Regions from separate parts of the Homo sapiens genome. Here region 2 is linked to region 1. A link is a loop called in an ENCODE intact Hi-C map of the cell type or tissue named here. Cell type or tissue: PC-9. All regions are shown on one strand.

Evidence for each region. A loop is a pair of places that touch in the nucleus more often than their neighbours do. Peaks named below come from ENCODE experiments on the same cell type or tissue, not always from the same donor. Only the 100,000 strongest peaks of a DNase experiment are listed, where the experiment ranks them.
Region 2: it touches region 1 in a loop (11-fold over the local background); 6 of 110 quality-filtered maps call a loop at or near these places.

What each region holds. Positions count from the first base shown.
Region 1 is chr3:43,996,536-44,004,535 of GRCh38, reverse strand. It overlaps LOC124909489 (a long non-coding RNA gene), which reads right to left and starts at 5,204. Exons shown (of 5, transcript XR_007096256.1): 1 at 5,009-5,204; 2 at 855-914. RefSeq lists a silencer at 4,948-5,477 and enhancers at 5,938-5,997, 7,871-7,980. In PC-9, no CTCF peak of the experiment used is centred here; DNase peaks (open chromatin) are centred at 3,735, 5,285, 5,585, 7,285 and 2 weaker places; H3K4me3 peaks cover 5,034 bases; H3K27ac peaks cover 4,849 bases.
Region 2 is chr3:44,101,387-44,109,386 of GRCh38, reverse strand. It overlaps LOC124909489 (a long non-coding RNA gene), which reads right to left. Exons shown (of 5, transcript XR_007096256.1): 3 at 5,260-5,330. Among named protein-coding and RNA genes, the nearest start is that of MIR138-1, 8.8 kb to the left of the region's middle. RefSeq lists an enhancer at 4,376-4,535. In PC-9, no CTCF peak of the experiment used is centred here; a DNase peak (open chromatin) is centred at 4,266; H3K27ac peaks cover 1,676 bases.

The sequences.
Region 1 (8,000 bases):
CACTGATGAAATGCATCGAATGCCTAAGAAGTTCTCAAAAATATCTCAAATCACATGTTGAGATTTCTAAAGAGGTAGGGAGGGGTCCAAATCAGCACTAGGTTCCTTTCAGAGACTGAGAGTTCACTCTTTAAACAGCCATACTTGGAAGTACTTGATATCCTTCAAATGGAAAAGGTGGATCCAGCCCTGGGAAATCTGTAAAATCCCTAACCATTCAAACTCTGTGTGAAACAGCAATGGCTTCCCGTACACTTTAACACTTTCCATTTTATAATTTACGTGTACCAGATCCTAACAGCCTAAACGTCATCAGCTGGGTTATAGCATTTTGATTAACGTACATTCGGTAAGAAAGGTAGCTTGACAGTAGCCATAGGATTTCATCGGGCCACCCCCCACCCCAAAAACAAAACAAAACAAAACAAAACAAAAACCTCTGTTTCTGGGCCTGGATGTTTCTACATATCAGAAGCCATCTGCTTGAACCAAGAGAAGATTAGAACAGGCAGGGCCACACAGAAACGTATGACATCTGGGGAAGTGTCAATTCAGCATTACCCAAGCACCAAAGGTTCGTATTCTATTACCATGAAAATAACATGGGGGCAGTGGGGGTGCACAGGAATCAATGGCTGTGATTGCAGTCATATAAAGTTATGCTGCTGGGTAGTGAATAAACGTTCATCTAGGTTAGGCTCCCCCCACCCCCTACTCAAGGGTATAGCACTTCCTTCTAGATTCTTATTTATGAAGCTAGAGTCCTTAGGCAGAAGGAATGAAAAATAGGAAGAACTGCTCTGCACAGATGTTCAGAATTATTAATATTTAATTATTTAGTTTACTGAACTTACATTTTGAACCACTCTCAGGCAGAAGAGAAGAGTCACTATCCATTGTGATCAAAAGAACACCTGTAAGACCAAAATGTTTAGATCATTAGCAGTTGGGATAGTTTCCAAATTCCATGAGAAGCAAGGAGGATACATAGTAATTTGAACAAGGGAGAGATGCATCTTGAGCTACATCTGAACGAAAACTATTTCTCATGATATTTTTAGTTCTAAAATCCAGAGCTGAAATACTTTTAAATTAGCAACCTAAACGATGACACACTGCAAAAAAAAAAAAAAAAAAAAAAAAAAAAATGTACTTTATCTACTTTTAAGAACTATTCATTCACTGTCTTTTCTTGATGGTCCTACCTACTAAGTAAGATCCTAAGCACAACAGATTCAGAGCCCACTTCTACCAGGAAAGAAACAAATAAAAACCCTCCCCACTACCCAAGTTAAGTCTTCTCAAAATGAAGAGTTTAACAGTCCTAAATAGCAATTCCAGTTTGTGTAGGATGCATGTGTATGTGGCACAATGCGCACACCAAAGCACATTTCTTGAATTTTGCAGAGATGCATGTACAAGTGTTTAATGTCACATAATTTTAAAGGAGCAGCAATTTCCAAATGGTTTTTCTAAAGGATACTCTCTATTGCCTCAATCCAACCCTCACACACCCAAAAATATCATTAATTTTTAAATACTTAACGCCAAAGATATTACTAACTACAATTCCCTGTAATAAGTGGATGAGCAAACAATTTTCTTCAAATTCTTCAAAAAAAAAAACTCATAACCTGATATCCTCAAGTGGAAAAAGAGAGATTCTTGGAGGCCAACTCTACAGGAATTCAGACATCAGATGCCCCTTTCCATGCTACAAGGCTCTGCAGTGTCCTAAAAAGGCTTAGTGTACATTTGTGGTAAAACATGAGACTTGTTGCCATTTGTGGGCTAAAGCAGCCCAGGTGTTTATTCAGCCAGCAAATTTACTTTGCTGGGAGGTGGGTGTTCTGGAATGCTCGTCATACAATGATGTGTGCATATTTACTGTCGAACTCAAGGAGGTACTGTTCTGGAACCTTCTCATACTGCAATTAACTGTGCAAGTGGGTAGAGCTAATTTCCATAAAATAATCACTGCATATCTTAGGAAAAGACCCTCTTTGAAAGCAGGCTGCTAGGGCGCCGGCATCTGAGCAAAGCACCAGAGACGTCTGACCAATTTGATTCTTGAAGCCGCCGCTGAAATCTATTTTGATTTTAGAATGACCCGCAATCACAGACAATTTACCTGATTGTGTGTTCCTGGTGACTCTCAAAGCCTTCTAGGTGCTAGGATTTGTAGGTATAGTTTGTGGATTTAAAAGAGGGGAAAGATAATATAAGAAAAAAAAAAAACACAGGAAAAAAGCAGAAGGTAGTTTCAGCAGCTTAAGATTATGAGTTCAGAACAGAACCTGCAATTTTCACCTAGAGTATCACGTTAGACTGGAAGAACTGTTGAGATACTGCTAACTGGTCACGACATTCAGGTCTGAAAATGCATTAATTCACTCTAGCCATCAAGGGAAAACGTATCATTTTCTCTTCCGTAAATGATATATTTACCTTAAAAAATGGAAGGTAACCAAGTAGGGATCCTTTTGAAAATTTTGTCTTAAAAAAAGGAAAGAAAAAAAGTCTTTGTATCTCTTTTCTTCTTGGTCAGACCCGCTATCTGCAGTAGACGATGCGGATAAACCTAACTATAATAATGAACTGTAAATTTATAATGCCTCTTTCTTCAGAGCAGCTCAAAACATTTTCTTTCCCATAGATTTGAAACAAGATTTGAAATCTCCTTGTCTTGTTGTAGAAATGGCCTTCCTCTAATCTGATGTGAAATGACTGGGTTCTGTTTGAAGGACCAAGCAGTAAAAGGTAAGCTCATTCATCTGTTTCTTGCTCCAATTATGCATCTCTGTTCAAACTGAGATGCCAGGTGCTGGTCTATCGCACAAGCTGATTTATTCCATTCACTGCCTAAAAAGGAGCCCCCCTCTTTCTAAAAAACTTAGTTTTATAAAAAAAATTTTATTAAGAATATCGAAGCAAAAATAACTCTTTTTGGCTTCACTGTATGCTTTAATATGTGTCCTTCCAATCAATTATGGCTTTTAGCCCTAGGATCTTAAAATTTGGAAGCTCTCGATCTGTATCCCTTTTCTAACAAAATCAACCTCTCAAAGTTAAATGGACATTTTAACAAGCTGACAGGTGAAAAGAAATAACACTGTGCTTTTTAAGACCTGCCTATGGATTAAAGCCTACCCTCCAAATTTGTTAGTAATTATTTAAATAAAGGTAATGCCCAAGCCTAGAAGCTGCCTCTCCCTGCACCACTGCAATTGTCGAATTCCTTTCCTGGTCTTTCATGCAGATGCTCAGAAACAGGGTGGGGCTCCCTGGTCTTGCATGCAATGTTAAGGGAGTCTGTGCTGTAAAGAAAATTCAATTAATCGTTCATATTCCAGTTTTTCAGTATCCTTCAAAAATACCTTTGAAATAATCATGTTGCTAAGAGTCCCACCGTTTCTCATGTTAAGATTCAGATTAAAACCTTTGTGTCAAATCAGATGTGTTTTGCACAAGCATGGATGACAGGTATTGAAATAAAGGTGACAAGTCAAGGAATCAGGGAGAAACCTCCTGGAAGAAGAGATGTGAGAAAGAGAGACTAGCTTCTCTATTATGGATGTCTCCGATGATGCTTTTTCAAAAATCTTTTTTTTTTTTTAACAAGTACAGTTCTTTAGAGTCTACAAGTAAAATCCAATCTTGCTAAGCCATGCTTGTTCCCTTATGAGTCAGCAGGCCACTGAGCATTTCAGACAGTGCAGCCAAGAGTAAATGGGCAAAGGCTGTCGCTGGACACACCCATTTTACTAATCCTGACTCTGATTTTTTTTTAAATTCATCTTTATGTTACATGGTGTCTGACCTCAGAACTTGCATCAAAAACTGCACCTCCACCAAGGACTCAGGTTCCAATGTGGAAGGACTACCCTCCAGCTCCTTCACTGAGTGCAATCGGATAAGGGCTTATGTCTTCCTCAATGGGCAACTCCTGTTTCATTTTCTCTCCAGTCTGCATGTTATCAGCTTGACATTCCCTTCAGTGGCATATGACAAATCAAATTGATCAAATTGGCCATCACTGCATTCATCAGAGGAGGATTTTTTTATTTCCCAGGACTGATACCTCCACTCCCTTTACAATCATGAACACATCAGAAATAAATAAATAAATAAAATAAAAATAAAAATCCCATGTCTTGGGTTTTTTTCCGGGGTTTTGTTTGTTTTGAGGGTAGTGAAAGTGGTAAGAAGTAATGAATGGATACAACTAATCATAAAGAAAGAAAAGCAACTGATAGTCATAAAGCCAAGGGCACAGTCTTAAAATATGATTTTAAATACCTAGTGCCTACATCTTAAATTTAAAGCATTGATCCAAAAATGCAGATATTATTAGCTTTGGAAAACTTTACCAAAACATTAAGTAAATTATTTTCCTAATCTTTTTGCATGATTCAGCACTTTTAATACTAATTTCTGTCAAGAAGTTATAAGGTAAAAGGAATCTTTTCTGGGTGCCTTAAAACCTCACACACTCTGTACTGAACCATCTGCACTCCTTCTACTACAGGGTCATATCAGAAATACTGGGGGTCACTGGTTTGCTGCCATAACATCTAGTGACCACCTCAGAGCGGCTCAATTTCACTCTCCGGAATCTAAGTGGCTCTTGGGGACAGAATGACCCGTCGCAGAGGCTTCTCCCCATCTCGAGCTGACCCTTACCCAGGAGCCACACACATATGCGTGCACACTCGACTGCACCTGTCTCACCCCATCAGCAGCAGCTACAAGCTCCCACCTGATGTGTCTTTTCAACCTTTGTCAAGTATCTCAAGGCAAGAATGTCCTGAAGCCCTTCCCCCAAATAGAAGCTTTGGTCCGAGCCCCCAACCCGCAGGAGCATCAAGAGGAGGCCAAGGAGACAGACACCGCAGACTCTCTCTGCAAACTTGACCTGGGCATCGCACGGACTCGCGTTCGCATCCGAAGACCCCACACGTCCCCCGCACTGTCCCCACAGCATCCCACGCCCGCGGTGCACGCTCACCTGCCGGTAGACGAGCCACACGCCTCGGCGGTCCAGACTTCCGTGTCGACCTCCGTGGGCGAGCCTACGCGCTGGGTGCCCGGCGCGCCCTCAGGAGTGGCTGGGACCGCGGGCTGGCGCCGGGCAGGGCGGTGGGACGCCTGGAGCCGGCGGGAGGAGCACGCCCAGGCGGGTCCGCGCCGAGCCCGAGCGAGCGGGCGAGCCGGGCGGGAGGGGCCATTTGTAACCGAGCAGACGCTACCACCGCCCCTTACTCGCGGGGGGCGGGGGCGGGCGGTCAGGTGACGGCGGCCCACCCTCCGCCGCCGAGCCGGGTGGTTCCTGCCCGGGAGGAGCCCCCTGGCGCGCTCTGATTGGAACTCCCGCCGCAGTGGCGGGGGAGGGGGGACACGTGACCGCCCGGCCAGGCGGCCCGGCGCGCCCCATTCGCGATGGGCACCCCATCTTCCTCCTGGAAAAGCCGGGGGACACAGAGAAGGCGGAGGAGCACGCGGGGTGCAGGAGAGCCTACCAGCCCCTTTAGCCGCAGTGCTGGTGATTCCGGCCGCTGAACCCGGAGAGGAAAGGCTCCCACGCGGCCAGCCGGCCTTGACTGTCCTCTCGCCCTGCCCTTGGCCGCAGTACCCTCCCCTCGGCTGCAGTAACCGCCCCCTACACCTCCAGGCAAGGGCACGCTCAGTGTAGACCACTGCCACTTCATAGATGCCAGTGCCACTTAAGAGTGGTGTTGGGTTTTTTTTTTTTCCTTTCCTCCTCTCTGCACACCAGCACATTGTACCCGAGAGAAACTCACGGCGGTGCACTGCAGACACCGCCCAGCTCCAGGGCCCGAAGACCCTCCGACCAGGCCCCGGGATGCCTGAGGTCTCCCAGGTCATTACGTGGAGGAACTCAGGCCTGCTCCCTGCGCAGGAGGAGGAGGCGTCGCGGGAGCTGCAGTCCCCGATCCTTCCCAGGAAGCCGGCCGGGTGGAAGGGGAGAGGGCCGTTATCGTGGTGCGAATCCAACTCGCAGCCTCTGGGAGCACGTTGCTAATAAAGGTCAAATTAAAACAACTAAGTGGTGCCGGCAGGGACGCGCCGCATGGTCAGGAGAAGCCCGGCTATTAATCATCCATAAGGAGCATTGCTCTTCTGGTGTGGGAGAATGGGGCTGTGCGACAGCCCCCCGGAGTTGCGCTCTGCTCTGAACCCTAAGCTCCCCCAGAGCAAGTGGATTGCGCAGCCTATTACCCCACCTCCCCACGGCCCCCTCTTGGGGCGGCACCACCCTAGATGGCAGGAATTCGGAGAAAATGCGGTGTCACGTCCGCCGCTATGCCCGCACACGCGTCTGCGCCAACTCCAGCAACACGTGGGGACCGTGAATCTGGGCGTCTGCTCTCCACTTAGGTGGTTATGTGGGTATACTTATATGATTACTGATTAAAACCAAATTGGACGGAGAAGTCTGTTTCTACACTGGATTCTTTCAAACTTCTGTCCAAGGGAGTTTTGCGCTCGATTTGGGCGGGGACGCAGTTTTCAGCCAAGACCGCCGCAGCGCTCAGCAGAGCCCGGGGACCGGTGGTGGTGGTGGCGGGATGGGGAGGAACAGAGGCCCTTGATTCTTTGGTACTCCACTTTCTTTCCTTATTTAGACCAGTCGGGCAACACGTCCCTCGCCCAAGATGGCCTTTCCAACTGGAACGTGACTCAGACAATGTGGAAGCCAGGGGTCCTTGACCCATCGTACCTGGGCTTCGCTGGGCATAGGACAAGGGTTGGGCAGGTTTACCTGGAAAGGGAGTTTATTCGTAAAGCTTCGGGCATAAACGCTAGATAGCGAAACTTTGAGGAAGCTCAAAGTTTACCTATTGTAAATTGGTGGGGGGTGGGGGAGCATCTTATGTAAAAAGGAACGGCCCTATTAAATTAGTAAGTATCTTATTTTCGTAGTGGACGTCTTGCTGCCCTTGGTCCTCCCCTCCCCCACCTCATTTCTCCAAACCACCAAGGTTGGAGAAATCTCATAAACAAAGTATAAGTCCGTGGGGGGGGGGGGGGGGGGTTACTTGGTGTTTTAAAAAAACAACAACAACAAACGACCTTTGTAATAAGAAAGGTGGGTACGTTTTCATTTCTAGGTCTTAATCTTAACGTTACGGCCACGTTAAAATTGAAGTTGATTGAGACAAGAGAATCCCAGAGCACAGCACGCAGACAGACAATTTCACAATTAAAAAATATGTACTTCCTTCTCCCCGCTCTCGTCACCTCCCCCTTTCCCCGCCATTACCTACTCCCGTTTGGACTAGGGGCTGGGAGAGGAGGAGGATGTAGTCCCTCCGAGTGCACAAGGGAGGCGGCGGGGCCACTTGTTGCTGCACCGCCAGAAGAGCTAATTCCGAGCGGATCTGGCAGGGAGTTAAAACCCTTCTCCTGGATGCGACGCCCCAGAGACCGAGGCAGACGGCGAGAACAGATTCAGCGCCTCGAGATGTGCTTTCCAATTTGAACTCTGGACCATCTTTGCTTGAAATGCTTTGTCTTGCACGTCTGGGAATTACTCTGTGCGATTAAACGCGTGACACACACACGCATACGCGGGGTCGCCCCGCAGGGGGGAGGGTGCGTGGCACAGGAGCCTCGGACTTTCAGGGGCTCTGCACTTGGGGAGTGGTGCGAGGGGGACCGCCTCGGTGTGGCTGCTGACGTGAGACAGGTAACTCGGAAAGGTCTTCCTCCGGCTGCCTTGGTAATGGGAAGCTGTGGGCAAAGGTGCAGGGGCGGTCCCGGAGCGCACACGGCGCAGTCCGCAGTGAAGGGCAGTGGTGTGGTGGGGCAGAGAGACTAGACAAGGGCAGGCGGGTTTTGCCGATTCCGAGTTCATCCGTCTACGGGGTCACGTTCTGTTGAGAAAATGCGCGACACCCGGTAGGGAGAGAGTGACACTGACCAAGTGTCCCTGGAGGGCCGAGCCGTTTGCCCTCGGGAGGGGGTCGCGAGGCCCG
Region 2 (8,000 bases), 100 kb before region 1:
AGCACCGGCCACACAGGATTGCTGTAAGGATTCTGCGTTAATACATGTCAATCACTCAGAACAGTGCTGGTACACATATAGCAGGCAGTGGGTAAATGTAAGCTGATATTAGCATAGACTGGGAAATTTGTCAAAACTCACTGCCATTTGCATAGTACATAGGCAGAGCGCATGGTAAAATTCCACAGGGCATATCTTTTAGGGTCTTCAGATATTAACTGTACTCTCTTGCCTGCGAATTACAGAAATCTGGCTGCAAGGATGCCTATCTAGTCTTCATGCCTCCCGCTGGTCTCTATGTTACCTTGGTAGCCTTTGGTGGATGTGAGGAAGCATTCTGGGGGTATAAGCGCTGGGACTGTGATTAGGTTCCCCGGGGCCTGAGTCCTAGGCCTGCTGCTGTGTGACTTTGGGCAAGTTGCTTGACCTGTGAGACTCTTACAATCCCCACATTAGCAATGGTGAGACTTGGTTTTACACAGCAGGGTTATTTTGAGGATTAAATAAAAAAGTACACGTGAGGTGCATGGCATGCCGCTGGGAACACCATAAGTGCCCCATAAATAATGGCCATTATGGTTATGGAGCCCCTGCAAAGCACCTGGGCTTCCCTCTCCAATTCTCCATCCATCTGCTTCCTCATCTCCTCACAGCCTTCATGTAGATGTTGTGAGAGTTATGTGGGACTGGGGAGGGAAAGCTGCCAGCATGGGGCCTGGTTTCCAACACAGACTCTAGAGATGAGGCGGTGCTCACTGCTGTTAAACCACAGTTCACCCTGGCTGATTTCTTGCTCCAAATAGCCTTCAGCTCCATACAGTCCTTTTTGTGTTAGTCTAGACTAATTCTTGCTAAGACCTATGAGTGGTTTTTAGATGATGGTGTGCATGTATAGATTTGAAAGTCCCATGTTTGGACAGAGCTGAATATGCATCCTGATGTGAGTGCCTAGACATCATTATGGTAACTGTGAGGGGAGGACATTAAACCTATTTGGTGTCAGAGGTGTCAGGACAGGATTTTTGCCCTCTGTGTGAAAAGTATTTTGCTACACAAAAGAGCAGTATGCTTCCCTTGCCAACCCAGCCACTGAACACTGCCCTTTCCCTCCTGCTTTTCCCAGGTGCTACTGGAACGTCTAACAAATAGCCTTATCATGAGTTGAGCATGTACTATGTTTCTGTTACCAGCCTGGATGCTTCACATTCATTATCTTCTTTTTTTTTTTTTTTTTGAGATGGAGTCTTGCTCTGTCGCCCAGGCTGGAGTGCAGTGGCGCGATCTCGGTTCACTGCAAGCTCCACCTCCTGGGTTCATGCCATTCTCCTGCCTCAGCCTCCAGAGTAGCTGGGACTACAGGCGCCCACCACCACATCCAGCTAATGTTTTGTATTTTTAGTAGAGATGGGGTTTCACCATGTTAGCCAGGATGGTCTCGATCTCCTGACCTTGTGATCCACCCACCTCGGCCTCCCAAAGTGCTGGGATTACAGGTGTGAGCTACAGCACCCGGACCATTATCTTCTTTAATTGAAATAGTACTGTTTTACCAATTTCTCACTTAAGGAAATGGAAACTTTGAAATGACAATTAGCTTACCCAAAGTCATAGCTAGCAAGTGGCCATAGAGACCAGGAGCTTTCCAGGCTACAGGGCTACACAACACATCTTTGGTGTGATGCCATTTCAGCTGCTAGGCATCAGAGTCGAGGGTGGACCTCCTGAATTACCAACTCTCTTTGTCATTTATTTTTTCCAAGGTATAGCTATGCCACATGGAATATTTTCCTCCTCCTTTTATTGTTTTGATGAATCCCATACTCAGTTTTTAATTTTTCTCCCGGGGGAGGATGTAGCAAAAAACAAGACTTCTTTTCTGTAAAAATTAGGAAATTCCAGCATCTTAGCACATTTCATCGGGTGTGCTAAGAGTACTCTCTCGCCTGCCAATTATAGAATTAGCTGCAAGGACCCCTATCTAGTCTCCATACCTCCCACTGGTCTATACATCCCAATTCTAACCCTATATATCCCAATTCTGCTGCACTGATCTTAATCTACTTTTCATTCACCAATCTCTTGAATATAATCAGTTTGCTAATTAAAACATGATGGAATCAAGCTATTTGCAAAATTAGGAGTTCTGACCCTCTGGCCTCTGTGGCCCAGGTGAGGTCCTCTGAGACACATACATGTGTTGCCTTGGCGAGAATTCATGCTGAGAAGACAGTCCATTCATCTTAGGTCTTGCTTAACTAGCAGAATGTAAACATCTTTGAACTTTGCTTACTGGATAAAAGGCAGCAAGCATTAGCTTCTCATTAGCTTCCCACTGCATTTCCTCCTGCAGGATCAATCACACATCCAGCCCAGACACGTGGCCCCTGCTTGTAATTAATCTTGGAAAGGCGTAGCTCTTCTGTGGATGGATTGCTGTATTTGAGCGCGGCTTTCAGAGGGGAGGGGTAGGAGAAATAAAGGCTGGAAGCAGAATAATAAGCACCAGTGTTTGAGAAGTCTGCTCTGTGCCCTGTGCTGCAAGCAGCTTTTTTTAATGGTTGATTCACTGCCAGAAAATTTGCTTTTGCCTGAACGCGACTTAGCATCAGGGAGGGAATTTATGATTTCTTCTTTTCCACAGTGTGAATTTCATGCCTTAGTTAGTTGCGTTTTTTTTTTTGGCCAAATTGAAGTTGTCTAAATCCTATATTTTGGGTGGTTGTAGAGTTATGCTCCATACTCTCTCAACCTGTCTGAGGGATGGAAGTTCCTGGATTCTTCTATTCACAAGGATTTAACTGTGACACTTGCATACAACTGAAAGAGACCTTCTTTTGACCTTGTTCTCAGAACTCTGCTTTTCTAATTCTTATTTGAATTTTAAATGCTTTAAGGTGGTTGGATTTTTTTCTTTTTTAAAAAATTGTGGTCATCTCAGTTACCAGGCTGGTAGAGGGCAGTTGGGAAGGCAGTAATAACAAGGAAGTGAAGATCCCATGAGTATTGATCATCAGAGATGGCTAGGACTTGAGGCACTAAGGATTGTCACCTCCTTGCCTTTACTGAATAGTATTTGTTGCTATTTTGGAAACCAAATTGCAGAAAAACCTTTACGGAAACTCAATTTACACAAAACCCACCTAAGGAGTGACGTCCTCAAAAGCTCTAGGAGGACTGTGTGAAAAGGCAAGTTTCCTTGCTGCCCCGAATATCATGTGTGAGACACACTTCATTTTAAGGGCCATGCCCATTATGTAAAAGGAGGTGCATCTGCATTTATCTCCGAAAAGGGATTTCTTCTGACAAAGCATTTCCCTCCCCTGCAAGCCTTGAAAGACATATAGACAACACGAGGATTAAGATATATTGACAATGGGAGGATTATTTCCTTACCTGGTATATGACAAATGCCTACTAATAAGTGAACGAGACAATCCTGTCTCCATTTTCTCTCAAATGCCCTGACCTTGTGGTCAGTACTCATGGGGTTACTGACCTCGCTTATCCTGCTGCCTGCCCAGGACCCTGGGGACAAACCATCCTGGCAAGCCTGAGACTGCCCGCCCAGACAGAGGGGGCCCTTGGGCTCTGCCCACAGGAGCAGGTAAGCCGTTCTCACTTCCTCTTGCATGCCCACCTCTTTTGCCTCAGCTCTTGCATTTCTGTTGCCGGAACTCAAAATGCTTTCTTGTCAGACAAAATGTATATTTGGAAAGTATATTTGTTGGAAAACTTGACTGGCATTGAGACCTCAAAGGCCTGGCTGGGCATTTCTGGTTAGCAGCAGAGACCTAATTTTTCTTTTTGAAAGTCCTGCTTCCTCCCCACAATTCCTGGCCTTGCAGCCCTGTGAAATTTCCTAGGCTGCTTCCCCTTCTGCCATGATTGTAAGTTTCCTGAGGCCTCCCCAGCCATGCTTCCTATACAGACTGTGGGACCGTGAGCCATTTAATTCTCTTTTCTTTATAAATTACCCAGTCTCATGTAGTTCTTTATAGCAAAGCAAGAACAGGACTAAAACAATATGTTTATATTCTCTTCTCTCCAGTAGTTCTCCCAAGAAACTCTCTCTTAAAAAATGCAGCAGCTAATAGAGTTTTGGAGGAAGAAAACCCTTTAATGAAACATGATTTCCTAGAGTAGCAGTAAGGGGAAGTTCTGCTTCTGAACAAAATGAGTTACCTCAACACCACCACAAAATACTCAGGGAAAGGTAACCAAGAACAGGCTTCTGAGAACGAATGAGTCACCCTCTCTTACACTCTGCAGCCTGAGCTGGGAGACACTGGCACACACATGCTGACACCGGCAATGACTCACTTCAGTCTCACCTCCAGACCTGTCAGATCTCCTGGCCATTATTTAGAGAAATCACTAGCAAAATTGAAGGACAACTTACAAATCCAAATCACCCTATAGTTCTTAACCAACTTCTAAGGGCTGTGAGCAGTCGCCTCATGGGGGGGTCCTCTCCCCAAACTCTAGGCTGAGGCACAGAGGTTGACATGAATCTTCCAGAATGTCATTATTGGAGCAGCTCAAGGATCCACCTCTGTTCGCCCCTGAGGGAGACACAGGTGAGCTGGAGCTGGTGAATTCTGGAACTCTGGCTCTTTGTACCACACCTCAAAAAAGCCTCCAGTCCTGGGGTTAGGGGGCAGCTTTCCTGCAAATGGATGTGCTCACATGCCTGGGGAAGGGGCTTATTCAGATGCACAAACAGGAAGAACACGAAAGTGGGAGAGACCAAGGCAGGGGACAGAATTCAAGGGGTCCATGCAGCTTTCTTGGTAACACTTTTTAAAAAATTATTTGTGCAATTATTTACTGACATAACTGAATGAGGAATGCTTAGAAAAATATCCCTGAGACTTTGCTCAAAGTAAAACACTTCCATAACCCTAGGTATTAAATTTTAATGTTGACACTGAAAGACCATATTCTGAGACAGTGTCTGAAGCACAGACAAGAGCAAAGACCCCTTCCCCATGGGAAGTGAATCCCAGGGAGAGGGTGGAGAGGGGCAGGGACATGAGTCATGTCTCCATGCCCCAGAGCTGACCACTCCCCTGACTTTGCTATGTTCTACAGCCTTGTAACGCTGTCCAGTGCTCACTCTGGGCTTGTTTTCTTATTGCTAAGATGGAAATAACAATACCCTTGAGCCTCAAAAGCAGACCATCATGTGTCTGGCCCAACGCCATGGCTACAGCAACTCAGAACCCAATCATATGGCACAGAAAAAACCTACCTACTGACCTGTTGGTGCTGCTGAGCCTCTCCATCCTTGTTCTGGACAGAAACTGAGAAGTCCAACCTCATCCTTCATTCTGCAAGAAATTTTCAGGAATCAGTCACTCTCTTGTCACCTTAACTTCAAGGCAAACCTTTTCAGACTCAGAAAAAGCAAACTTGGGACTCAGTTGAACTTCATAGGGACCATGAAAGATGGTCCACTATATAATGGACCTGCCGTCTTAACCCTGGGCTAAAAAACTGTGGGTGGGGGTGGGTGGTCGAGGTTGGGGGGGAGGGTGTGGTGGGTGAAGAGTTCTGCCTGCCTGGGCACTCACTGCTGGATTCTCCCTGCACTTGCACATTCTTTAACAAAGTGACAAGGCACAGCTAACATTATCATGCACCCTCAAGTGCCTCTTAGTTCACTTCACGCGATGCTTCTAGTGACATGCTTTTATGAATCTTTGAAGCATAGGTGGTGAGAGGATGAAGATTTTTCTGTTTTAGGGCTCGGTGCTCTCAGACTGTGTGTTTGTGACACCATCCTTCCCTACCCCCCTCTCCCTCCCATTCTACATCACTAGAAAGAAAAAAAAAGGGATGGGATACTCTTTAGACAAGCATCAAGCCCACAACTTAGCTGATGTCCTTCCTTTGTTCCCTACTCCTGAGGGCTAAGGCAATAGCTACAGACCTGGGGGCAGGAGAAGGGGGACTTTCACGTGAAGCTGAAGAGACGGGTGAAATGAGAAAATCTTTAGCAAAGCCCATCTTCTCAGCTGACGATATGGTTGCACTTCAGTTCTCCTTGTCCTTGAGAGGCAATAAAATGGGATGTGAAAAGATGGGGAATAGGTCAAGGTTTTGTCCCCATCTTGCAGATGGGGGAAACTGAGGTAGTGGAGCTTAAAGCAGCCAATTAACCTTTATGAAACTACAGGTTGGTAGGGGCCATACATATTTAGCAAACATCTTTAGCTTTCCTTTGAAACTAATGCTTTTTATTTTCTTGACTCCTATGATGGGTCCAGACCAGCAAAGTGAAGATGAGCAAGTCAGCTCCTCCACAACATTGATTCAAACTAAGTTGGCAGGGGCGTTAAGATGAGCACACTGCACTTGAGGAGGTCTGAAAGGGGCTCTTGCAGGGACACTCTGGGTACGTGGGAGAGAAGGAGAAAGCTCAGCAACACACACCTAATGATTAGATGACAGTTTCTCCATCTGTAAAATGGGATGACATTCTCCTTGGCTGGTAGAGGGAATAAAAGATAATCCTTGGGCTCAATCAACAGTTACAGTAATTGGCAGCTCACCAAGAGGTGCCTCTAATACCACAGAAATAAGCCCAGATACCAAAATGGGGAGTTCCCATCGCCAGCTCTGTCCTGAAGGAGTGGCACACGCTTGGCACATTCATTCTAAATTACGCCCCTGGCCTTAGGGTCCATTATGCCAAAGGATAATGTATTTGTGGCACCCACTGTGTCCTTGGAAGAGGTTTTCTCCAGGATGTGGAAGAAAAATTTAAAAGGATCAAAATAGAGGTATCAGTTAATTCATAGCCAAGATAGCGTATATGGTGTTTAGGTAGTTGTAGTAAAAGCAAAGAAAAATAATGGAGAGAGGAAACCTCACACAACTCATGTTGGTAGAAGAGCTGAATGGCAATATTGAAAAACATTTTGATGCTCATTAGGTAACTGTGCCACTTTGTCCCTGGCAGTTAAGTGCCTATCTCTGGTCTCTGACACAAAGTGATCTTACCACCTCCACTGAAATCGGAGAGCCCATCTCAATGACAGCACCCCCACCAATGTGTCCAGCTTATGGAGCTCAGCCACCGCAGTGATCTCCCAGGCCAATGGGGATGTGAAAAGTCACTGACAGGCCGCTCAAGGCCTTACTGAAGGGAGTATCCTCTGAGCCTGCTCCAGGGACAGAGTGTGAATGTGGGTGTGCAGGGCTCACATTATAATTTGATTCCCACATCCCAGCCTTCTAAGCCTTTGATTCTATCCTCTTACATGATGCCAAGGAAGTTTTGGAAACCGCATGGAATGTAGAACCATTGAGTCTCACTTTCAGCTAACCAACCAAACTTTTTTCTATCTCTTGGAGCCACTTCCAGCTGCTCAGCTGACATATAAAATTCAGGATCTCTCAACTCCATCTTTGGTCCAACATCCTTATAATCCATTCCTATGCACATTCTTCAGGTTTTCACCAACATAAATTAGCAAAATTTTGCAATCCTTTTGTAGGGATGCCCCTCCTGCCCTAGGAAGCAGACAGTCCCCTGCCTTCCACTTGGTGGAGGGTCTAGGCTGAGGCAAGGCTCCTGGGCTGCAACCCTCCTGCTCCTCTAGTGACCGCTGGTGTTTCTGCCTGCAAAAACGGTTCTTCAGGAAGCAAAACTTGCTGACAGAGACACTCTGCTCTATTTGGTGTTTTGCCAGAGATTTTACTTTGATTTAGAAATTGAAGAATCCCTCTGATCCTGAGAAGGTCCCAGAGGAAAGAACCTGAGGAGACACCCTGCAGCTTTCTGGCCTGACAAAGCTGCTTTTCTGAATTAGTCTTTCCAGGAGGGGGCTGAAGACTCAATATTCACCTCCCTGGCACCTTAAACTCCCACCTATATACTCCCTCCAAATGCAAGAAGACTTGAATTGTTATCAAAGACAGACTATGAAAAAGCAGCAGTAACTGAGTTCAGGTTGGCTGAGGAGGGCTAGAGATAGCTGGCTTAGCTGGAATCT